2 separate regions of the Homo sapiens genome follow, and region 2 is linked to region 1. A link is a contact called in ENCODE Hi-C or POLR2A ChIA-PET data. All regions are on one chromosome and are shown on one strand. Each heading gives the region's core, a stretch centred on a gene start or an enhancer-like site at or near the end of the contact. The rest is flanking DNA. Distances are from core to core; before and after follow the strand shown. Region 1 overlaps PCBP1-AS1 (PCBP1 antisense RNA 1). Region 2 holds the start of C2orf42 (chromosome 2 open reading frame 42).

Region 1 (4,955 bases), core at 2,133-4,632:
GAAATAGAAAAAACAACCCTAACATTCCTAGGGAACCACAAAAGACCCCAAATAGCCAAAGCAATCCTGAGCAGAAAGAACAAAACTAGAGGCATCGCACTACCTGACTTCAAAACATACTACAAAGCTATAGCAGGCTGGGTGTGGACACTCACGCCTGTAATCCCAGCACTTTGGGAGGCTGAGGCAGGAGGACTACTTGCATCCAGGATTTTCACAACAGCTGGGCAACATAGTGAGATCCCGCCTCTACAAAAAATTTAAACATTAAAAAATTAGCTGGGCGTGATGATGTGCACCTGTAGTCCCAGCTACGCAGGAGGCTGATGTGGGAGGACCACTTGAGCCTGGGAGGTCCAGGCTGCAGTAAGCCAAGATCCTGGCCACTGCACTCAGCCTGGGCGACAGAGCAAGACCCTGTCTCTCAAAAAAAAAAAAAAAAAAAAAAAAAGCGGGGGGTGGAGCAGGATGTAAGTTAGTATAGCCACTGTGGAAAGTAGTATGAAAGTTCCTCAAGAAACTAAAAATATATCTACCATATGATCCAGCAATCCTACTGCTAGGCATAATACATACAAAAGAAAGGAAATCAGTATATTAAAGAGATATCTGCACTCCCATGTTTACTGCAGCAGCAGTCACAATAGCCAAGATGTGGAATCAACCTAAGAGTCTATCAACAGAAGAATGGATTAAAATGTGGTATATATACAAATACAGCCTAAAAAAGAATGAAATTCTGTCATTTGCAGTAACATGGATAAAACCAAGGCCATTATGTTAACTGAAATAAATCAAGCACAAAAAAGGTGATCTCATGGAAGTAGAGAGTAAAATGGTGGTTACTACAGGCCAGGAAGGGTAGGAGAGAGACTGATGAGAGGTTGGTTAATGGTTACAAACATATAGTTAGATAAAAGGAATAAGTTCTAGTATTCAATAGCACACAAGGGTGACTACAGTTAATAATCTGTCATGTTTCAAAATAACTAGAAGATTTAGAATGTTACCAACACAAAGGAATGACAAGGGTTTGAGGTGATGGATATGCTAATTAACCTGATTTGGTCATTATACATTGTATGTATCAGAATATCACATGTACCCCCATAAGTATGTTCAATTATGTAGTCAAGAAAACCCTACAGGGTAAGAAAGAGGTGCCACATCATGGGCACTTCCCAGTCCAGGGTACTGTAATTAAAGGTCCCTAAGAAAGGTCCTCAGATCCTCCAACATATCTAGTGAAATGATACCTAAAACCCATAATTAGAACTCTCGCTTCCTTTCACTGCAGTTCCACTAGGTTGGGCCACATTGGGTGAGGCTGGGTGCAGCTAGAACCAGCATTATTCTGAGCTGTTGGCACTCTTTTCCACCCCAATACAGATGAAGATACTGAGAACGGAGTGTGATGGGGTAGGTGTGGAAATAGATGGAAGTAATGACGAGAAGACAACTTTCTAGTATTACCCACAATTGATTCATTTCAGGTCTCTCTCCCATGAACCCCACTGAACTTATTTGCGCTGAGTCTTTGGAAATTAGCAAGCACCTTCTTCAACGTACTCACCCCTCCATGCCACCTGAGACCTAGGAAATAGGGTGCTCTCTGCATGGGCTCTCTGATGGCTCAAGGGCTATAAATTATGATGTGATTAACTCAAAACCTTCCTCTCTGGGTGCCTCTGGAGGTGACATAGTAGGAACCCTGGTGCTGTGGTTTGAATGCATCCACCAAAGTTCATGTGTTGGAAACTTAATCCCCAATGCATCAGTGTTGAGAGGTAGGATCTTTAAGAGGTGATTAGGTCATGAGGGCTGTGCTCTCACAAATAGATTCATGTCATAGTCACAAGACTGGGTTCCTGATAAAAGGATAAGTCTGGCCCCCTCCTCCCTTGCGCATGTATACTTTCTTGCCCTTCTACATTCCACCATGGGATGACGCAACAAAAAATAGCCAGGCGTGGTGGCACGAGCCTGTAGTCCCAGCTACTCGGGAGGCTGAGGCAGGAGAATCATTTGAACCCAGGAGGCGGAGGGTGCAGTGAGCTGAGGCCGTGCCACTGCACTCCAGCCTGGGCGACAGAGAGACTCCGTCTCCAAAAAAATAAATAAATAAAATAAATTCTCCTTCCCAAAATATCAACCCTGGCACCTAAACTTCCACCACCAGAGAGGCCCTAAAGTTACTCAATGGCTCTCTGTTAAAATACAAATATCCCTCAACTCAGAGTAGGGGGTAGGGGACTGGTGTGATGTCATTCGAGAGCAAACCCATTGTAAGCCTGCAATTTCTGTATCTGGGGCTTAGGAGTGGCAATCCAGCAGAAAGAGGATTGGGGCAGGGAAGTGGCAGGTAATTACATTGAATATTTATTTGGAATAACTTTGGCCAAGGGACTGACAGAAATTTGGGATGCTAAAGACATATAAGTGACGCCCTGACTACCATTCCAGCAAGAGAAACAAGCTGAGTGCAAAGACATTGGCAATAAAAACAAAAACAAAAACAGGAGTTCGGCCAGGCACGGTAGCTCACACCTGTAATCCTAGCACTTGGGGAGGCTGAGGTGGGTGGATCACAAGCTCAGGAGATTGAGACCATTCTGGCCAACATGGTGAAACCCCATCTCTGCTAAAATACAAAAAATGAGCCAGGCGTGGTGGTGCGCACCTGCAGTCCCAGCTACTCAGGAGGCTAAGGCAGGGGAATCACTTGAACCCAGGCAGCAGAAGTTGCAGTGAGCCGAGATTGTGCCACTGCACTCCACCCTGGTGACAGAGCAAGACTCCGTCTCAAAAACAAAACAAAACAAAATAGGAGTCCTGGACTTAGTGGAGGACATCAGATTCAACTCCCTCCCCTACTTGGCCACTTTGCTTGTCAGAAGCAGGTAAGCACACCAAGGCTGAGCTAAGAAATATCCACAAGGGGTCTTGTGTCCTCAGAATTCTCATCAAGGACCCCTCCCTAGAGGAGGCTGAGGAGGGAGTACAGGTCCTTGGGCCACAAATGGTGGGAGAAAGGCACAGTGAATTGTGAGCTGTCTTATCCAGTCACATGATCTCTTTTTCTCCCTCCTCCTCTGGTCTCTCCCTCTCCACCCTTCCCCTCCCTTTGCTCTGTTTTCAAGATTTGGTTAAAATAGATGCAAACTCCAGTCTTTTCTATTTTTAATACCGAGCCATTACATAATCCACACAGTAATTGCTGACTTGAAAAACTATTGGCAACATTAGAAAATCCCCAGAGTTTTAAACAGGAAAAGGATTACTACAGCACAAAAGCCTTTGGTAGTTTCACTGACTAGTAAACCATTGGTAATCGTCACTTGCCAGTGGAAGTCACATGGGCCCTGGGAAACACTCCCCTATCTCAGGGAAAGCAGGCTGGGGGAAGGGATGAAATGCAGCCTCAGCTGGGAGGAGGAGGCTGCTGGTGGGGTGGTGTGCTGAGCTCTGAGTGGGGCTCCAACAAGTGACCTCCAGCCAAAAGTGCTGAAGGAGTGAGCTTCAGGTTGTCCTCGGGCCACCTTTTACTGCTTTTGTTTCTTGCTAGGGAATGAGTGAAGTCTCCAGCGGCCCAGTCCTTTCCCTCTCGGTTTCCCACCTTCCTACAGCCTCCAACATATTCCTGTAAGAGCCTGAGGGAGGGTGGACTACTCCAGTTAAATAGATTTTATAAAGACACAGGAGCAGGGAAGGCTGCCTGTTTATCACAAAGACCTAATCCACTCCTCTGCAAGGCTTTCCAGACATTAGGCCAGAACCACACTATTTAATTCTTCAATAAAATGATCCAATGAAAGTTTAAGAACCAGTGGTTTGGTTTACAACCAAGCAGAAGTTAATTATCTAATTGAGACAAAATTCTCTGTATGTGTATGTGTGTTGGGAGTGTGGGCAGTGTATAAGATACAGAGGGGACAGGGACTACTCTCCCTGATTTTGCCACTTCTGCCACAATCCTAACCCCAATAATCAAGGAGGATCTGAATAACCACATGGCCATTCATTCAATAAACATATGCTGAATGCCACATACCAGACTAGGTGCTGGGGATGCAACACAGCAAAATCACTGCCCTGCTAGAACTGCTAGGTCAGTGAAGGAGAGACATTAATCAAAATATTACATAAACATATCATTACAATGATAATGAAGGCTTATGAGGGGAAGGTACAGGGCACTAGGAGCATTTAGAATAGGGGTATCGGATTGGGTCTGAGGGTTCCTAGATTATCCTTAGGACTCCAGGGTTCTTTTAAATCAGTACCCCTTCTTCTTCCCCTCACCCCACTCCTTCCTTGCTTCCTGTAGTTAATATTTACTGGTTTTTTTCTATGAGGAGGATAATGCCAGGTTCTTCACATGCATGATCTCATGTGATTCTCATGACAAACTTACAATTCAGCACTTTATGACAAAGGATTTGCTGAGAAAGGCTGATCCACATTTTGCAAGGAGAACTATATAAAATTTATGGCACTGATTAGTTAAAACTCTTCTGGCTGCAGGTGGCAAAATTCCACATCAAATTTTCAAAAGGAGGGGTAAAAAAAGGGAAAACCTGAGGGCTGGGTGCAGTGGCTCACACCTGTAATCCCAGCACTTTGGGAGGCCGAGGCGGGCGGATCATGAGGTCAGGAGATCAAGACCATCCCGGCTAACATGGTAAAACCCCGTCTCTACTAAAAATACAAAAAATTAGCTGGGAGTGGTGGTGGGCGCCTGTTGTCCCAGCTACTTGGGAGGCTAAGGCAGGAGAATGGCGTGAACCCGGGAGGTGGAGCTTGCAGTGAGCCGAGATTGAGCTACTGCACTCCAGCCTGGGCGACAGAGCAAGACTCCATCCAAAAAAAAAGAAAACCTGGGCTCATGTCAATGAAATGATGAAATGTTCAGGGTTAGACTAGCTTAAGGCACAGTTAGATCCAGGTGCTCCAAA
Region 2 (5,065 bases), core at 281-2,780, 160 kb after region 1:
GGGCAGATCACAAGGTCAGGAGATCGAGACCATCCTGGCTAACACAGTGAAACCCTGTCTCTACTAAAAATACAAAAAATTAGCTGGGCGAGGTGGCGGGCGCCTGTAGTCCCAGCTACTAGGGAGGCTGAGGCAGGAGAATGGCGTGAACCCTGGGGGGTGGAGCCTGCAGTGAGCCGAGATCGTGCCACTGCACTCCAGCCTGGGCGACAGCGAGACTCCGTCTCAAAAAAAAAAAAAAAAAAATGGCCTGAGTAGCTGGACGTGGTGGCTCACGCCTGTAATCCCAGCACTTTGGGAGGCTGAGGCGGGAGGATCACTGAGCTCAGGAGTTCAAGACCAGCCTGGGCAACATAGTGAGACCCTGTCTCTTAAAAAAAAAAAAAGATACACTGTGGAGTGAAAAAAGTGCAGCACTTTGTAATATGCTATTCTTGGTTTTACTCTTTTAAAAGAAAAAAAAAAAGACGAGAGATACACATATGTATCTATCTAGACACACACACATACAATGTCTATTGCATCAGAAGAAACGACATGGGATTTGGGAAACAGAAGTTAGGAGGGAGACTTACATCTCACTGTTTGGCAGTATTTGAATTTTAAAACATGTACTAGTATTACTTCCTAGAGACTCTATATCGAAAGCATATACAAACAATTAACACAACTTGTAAAGAACGTGGATTTGAAACCTGAAAGATCTGCTGGGTATTCTCTTCTCAGCAAGTTTACAAATCAGCCTCCTCGGCGGGAGAGTGTCAAGGGACTGGTGTTGGAAGCGTTAACCCGCGATGGGTTTCCATCCAACCACTACCCAGACCTAAATGTTTGGTGGATTCTGTTTCATGCTTGTGAGGCACAGTTAGGGGAAAAGAACAAATGATCATTACGGATAAATAATAAAACTAGCTGAGTACACTGCGTGTTAAATCCTTTCTATGCATGTACTGCCCACACGATCCTGTGAGGTAGATACTATGTTACCCATCTTAGAGATGAGGAAACTGTTACTCAGATTTGACGGAAGCGTCACAGCCAGCAGGTAACTCACAAACGTGGGTTTGTAGTCGGCTGGATGGCTTGCCAAACCACAAGTGGGAGGATGGAGCACATCAGCCCTCAACGGCCTCGGAACAGCGGAGGAAGACCGCCGGGGCCCTGCAGTCAACGGAGCGGCCGCCCGACTCCGGGACGCTCACCTCCCGGCCGGCTTCCGGGATGGGTCTGCAGCGACACACACATATCCCCTGGGACCTGCTTCCCGGCATCCTCCCCGCGCGAGCGCTCACTTCCGGTCCCAAGTAGGCCCAGGCAGAAGCATCACCTCGCCGGCAGCCGCTCCTTGGACATGCTTTCCGCTGGGAACCCGAGCTCTACACCCCTGCCCCACCGCCGCCCCGGTCCTTGCTCAGCACTACCCCCTTACCTGCCCTGCGCACCCCCCGCGAGCCCCGGGGCCCTTAGCTGACGACCGCCCTCACCTCTTCTCTCTTCGCCTGCCGCGGCCTTTTACAAACGGGGCCAAACTGTTCGCTGTAACGACAATCGTTATTGGTCAGAGCCGCCCACGCGCGGCAAGTGGCCGCCCACCTGAGCTCGCGTTGTCTTATGGGAGTTTTAGTTCTCTCCTTCAGAGACCGCTGAGACACTGGGGGAATGCGGTGGTAGAACATACGCCGACCTAGCGGCTGTAAAGCTCAGGCTCTGCCTTGGAGTTGGAGTGCTTCTGGCCTATCTTACTGGGCGCTCACCTCCAAGGCTCGTCTTGACTCCCTTCTGGCCTGAGAGAGTCCTATTTCTGAATAGACTTTTGCTGGTAATTGATGCAAAAATGACTTGAGTTGCTGGACGTGGTGGCTCACGCTTGTAATCCCAGCACTTTGGGAGGCTGAGGCGGAGGATCTCTTGAGGCTAGGAGTTCGAGACCAGCCTGAGCGACATAGCGAGACCCTGTCCTTACAAAAAATGAAAATTAAAAAAAAAATCGCCCGAGATTTTCTACATTATTAGCAGATGTCAGCTGCGAATTTGGAGTTTGTTTGGAGGTTCTTGCCCACCTGAGTATTCACCTCTATCACATGTATGTTTATGACAAGTTAACTTTTTCTCCCTTAAGTACACTTTGAACTACACTTGAACGTTTTCTCTTAAAATGAGATAAAAAAGAGCTTCCTGTATATCTTAGTTCTGGTCCTTGGAATCACGGAATAAATCTAAATGCTCATCGTTCATGATTGAAGATAGCTCCCGAGTGCAATGTGTTCATGGTGAGGCCACTGTGTTGGAAAACCCTGGAATGAGGTTTTCTGCTCTCCTGACCCTAGTCTGGCTACTTACTAGTGGTAGCAGGTTAATTTACTATTGGGAAACCTTAGTCAACTATTTATAAGAGAAGTGGAACGTTCCGGCCGGGCGTCGTGGCTCACGGCTGTAATCCCAGCACTTTGGGAGGCCGAGGCGGGCGGATCACAAGGTCAAGAGATCGAGACCATCCTGGCCAACATGGTGAAACCCTGTCTCTCTACTAATACAAAAAAAAAAAGTTAGCTGGGCGTGGTAGCGCGTGCGGGTAGTCCCAGCTACTCGGGGCACTAAGGCAGGAGAATCGCTTGAACCTGGGAGGCTGAGGTTGCAGTGAGCTGAGATCGCGCCACTGCACTCCAGCCTGGCGACAGAGCGACTCCGTCTAAAAAATAAATAAATAAAATAAAAAAAGAGAAATGGAACATTCCAGGACTAATGTTTGTAGTATTAGTTCTTAAACTGGAAAGAGAGGGAGAGGGACACAATTTTTCCAGAAGACTTTTTAGTTTTCTTTCCATTTATTATGTAAACTAAAAATAAAATCCCATGCCCCACAGCCAACTGAATGAACCCTCACCCCTTGGCCAAGGGGATGTTAAACTGAATTCTGAATTCTCCTGGGTGGAAAGGGAGGTCGGACATGCCTCCTTATACTCCCTCTTTTGGAGTTTAGGCACAACTGACCACCATTAATGTTAAAAGAGAAATTATAAGAATGGCAGAACAGACTCTCTGTAGCAATAGAATACCAAATAATAAACAAGACCAAAGGCCATGCAAGGCAAGAATTAAGCCACACCCTACAAACCATAACATCTTTTTAAATGAGTTTTTAAATTAACCCTGTATCGTGTGGCTTACTTTCCAGCCTGAATCAGGTATAGCACCACATGATAAAAAGCAGATGCCCCACCCTTATAATGTAAGCATTCCTTTGTACTGACTTCGAGTCCTTAGACAAAGCTTAACTCTATTTTTTTTTTTTTTTTTTTTTTTTTGAGAAGGAGTCTCCCTCTGTTGCCCAAGCTGGAGTGCAGTGGCATGATCTCAGCTCACTACAACCTCCGCCTCTGGGATTCAAGTGATTCTCCCACCTGAGCCTCCCGCGTAGCTGAGATTACAGGTGCATGCCACCACACCCGGCTAATTTTTGTATGTTTCAGAGAGATGGGGTTTCACCATTTTGGTCAGGCTGGTCTCGAACTCCTGACCTGAAATGATCCACCTGCCTGGGCCTCCCAAAGTGCTGGGATTACGGCAGTGAGCCATGGCGCTCTACCAAAGCTGAACTCCTTCAACCAATTGCCAACTAAAGAATCCCTAGGCGGGACACGATGGCTCACCGCATCTGGCCTTTTTCCTTTTTCCTTTTTTTTTTTTTGAGACAGAGTCTCGCTCTGTTGCCCAGGCTGGAGTGCAGTGGCGCAATCTCGGCTCACTGCAAGCTCCACCTCCCGGGTTCACACCATTCTCCTGCCTCAGCCTCCCCAGTAGCTGGGATTACAGGCACCCGCCACCGCACCCGGCTAATTTTTGTATTTTTAGTAGAGACAGGGTTTCACCATTTTGGCCAGGCTGGTCTTGAGCTCCTGACCTCATGATCCACCCACCCTGGCCTCCCAAAGTGCTGGCATTACAGGTGTGAGCCACTGCACCCGGCTCCGCCCCCCCCCTTTTTTTTTTTTTTTTTAATTTTTGAGACAGGGTCTTACTCTGCTGCCCAGGCTGGAGTGCAGTGGCGTGATCTGCAGTCTCAATTTCTCAAGCTCAATTGATCCTCCCTCCTAAGCCTCCTGGGTAGCTGAGACTACAGGAGCTCGCCACCATGCCCAGCTAATTTTTGTATTTTTTGTAGAGATTGGGGGTGGTGGTGGGTCTCTCTGTGTTGCTCAGGCAGTGGTCTTGAACTGGCCCCAGGCAATCCTCCCACCTCAGCCTCCCAAAGTTGCTGGGATTACAGGCATGAGACACCATGCTCGGCTAAAGCCATTTTCAATGAAAAGAATTTGGCCAGATATACAGTGGCTCACACCTGTAATCCCAGCACTTTGGGAGGCCGAGGTGGGCGGATCACCTAGGTCAGGAGTTTGAGACCAGCCTGGTCAACGTGGCAAAACTCCCTCTCTACTAAAAATACAAAAATTAGTGGGGTGTGGTGGTGGGCGCCTGTGATCCCAGCTACCTGGGAAGCTGAGGCAGGAGGATCGCTTGAACCTGGGAGGCAGAGGTTGCAGTGAGCTGAGATGGCACCACTGCACTCCTGCCTGGACAACAGAGTAAGACTCCATCTCAAAAAAAAAAAAAAAAAAAAAAAGGGCGGGCACGGTGGCTCACGCCTGTAATCCCAGCACTTTTGGAGGCCGAGGCGGGTGGATCATGAGGTCAGGAGATCGAGACCATCCTGGCTAACACGGTGAAACCCCGTCTCTACTAAAAATACAAAAAAATTAGCCAGTCGTGGTGGCGGGCGCCTGTAGTCCCAGCTATTGGGGAGGCTGAGGCAGAAGAATCGCCTGAACCCGGGAGGCAGAGGTTGCAGTGAGCCAAGATCGCACCACTGCACTCCAGCCTGGGTGACAGAGTGAGACTTCGTCTCAAAAAAAAAAAAAAGAAAAAAAAAGAATTTATATGCTATTTGCACATTAGAGCAGATATTCATAGTTCTTTGATTTTTGCCAACTGACAATAATTATTTTTTAACTTCTCTCATCCTTCTAGCCCCTGTTATCATTTCTTTTTCTTTTTCTTTTTCTTTTTT

Evidence for each region. A loop is a pair of places that touch in the nucleus more often than their neighbours do. ChIA-PET counts read pairs that join two places held with the same protein, here RNA polymerase II (POLR2A). Pooled maps may share reads with other maps.
Region 2: a loop to region 1 is called in a pooled map, with 2.7 times the contacts of the local background. The contact joins the promoter of C2orf42 here to the enhancer-like site in region 1. A Hi-C loop is called at or near these places in 4 of 50 pooled maps. POLR2A ChIA-PET finds 5 or more read pairs at or near these places in 2 of 52 experiments (Caco-2 and HepG2).

What each region holds. Positions count from the first base shown.
Region 1 is chr2:70,026,834-70,031,788 of GRCh38, forward strand. The region is part of intron 7 of PCBP1-AS1 (PCBP1 antisense RNA 1); the gene reads right to left. It also overlaps a transcript of ASPRV1 not described here. Among named protein-coding and RNA genes, the nearest start is that of PCBP1-AS1, 58 kb to the right of the region's middle. RefSeq lists an enhancer at 2,258-3,129. Within about 2 kb of position 3,383, at least 24 of the 41 ENCODE cell types and tissues checked have a DNase peak (open chromatin) inside an H3K27ac peak, as active enhancers do.
Region 2 is chr2:70,189,489-70,194,553 of GRCh38, forward strand. C2orf42 (chromosome 2 open reading frame 42) reads right to left here and starts at 1,531. Exons shown (of 10, transcript NM_017880.3): 1 at 1,485-1,531. RefSeq lists enhancers at 930-1,039, 1,130-1,179, 1,393-1,978, 1,770-1,829, 1,850-1,939.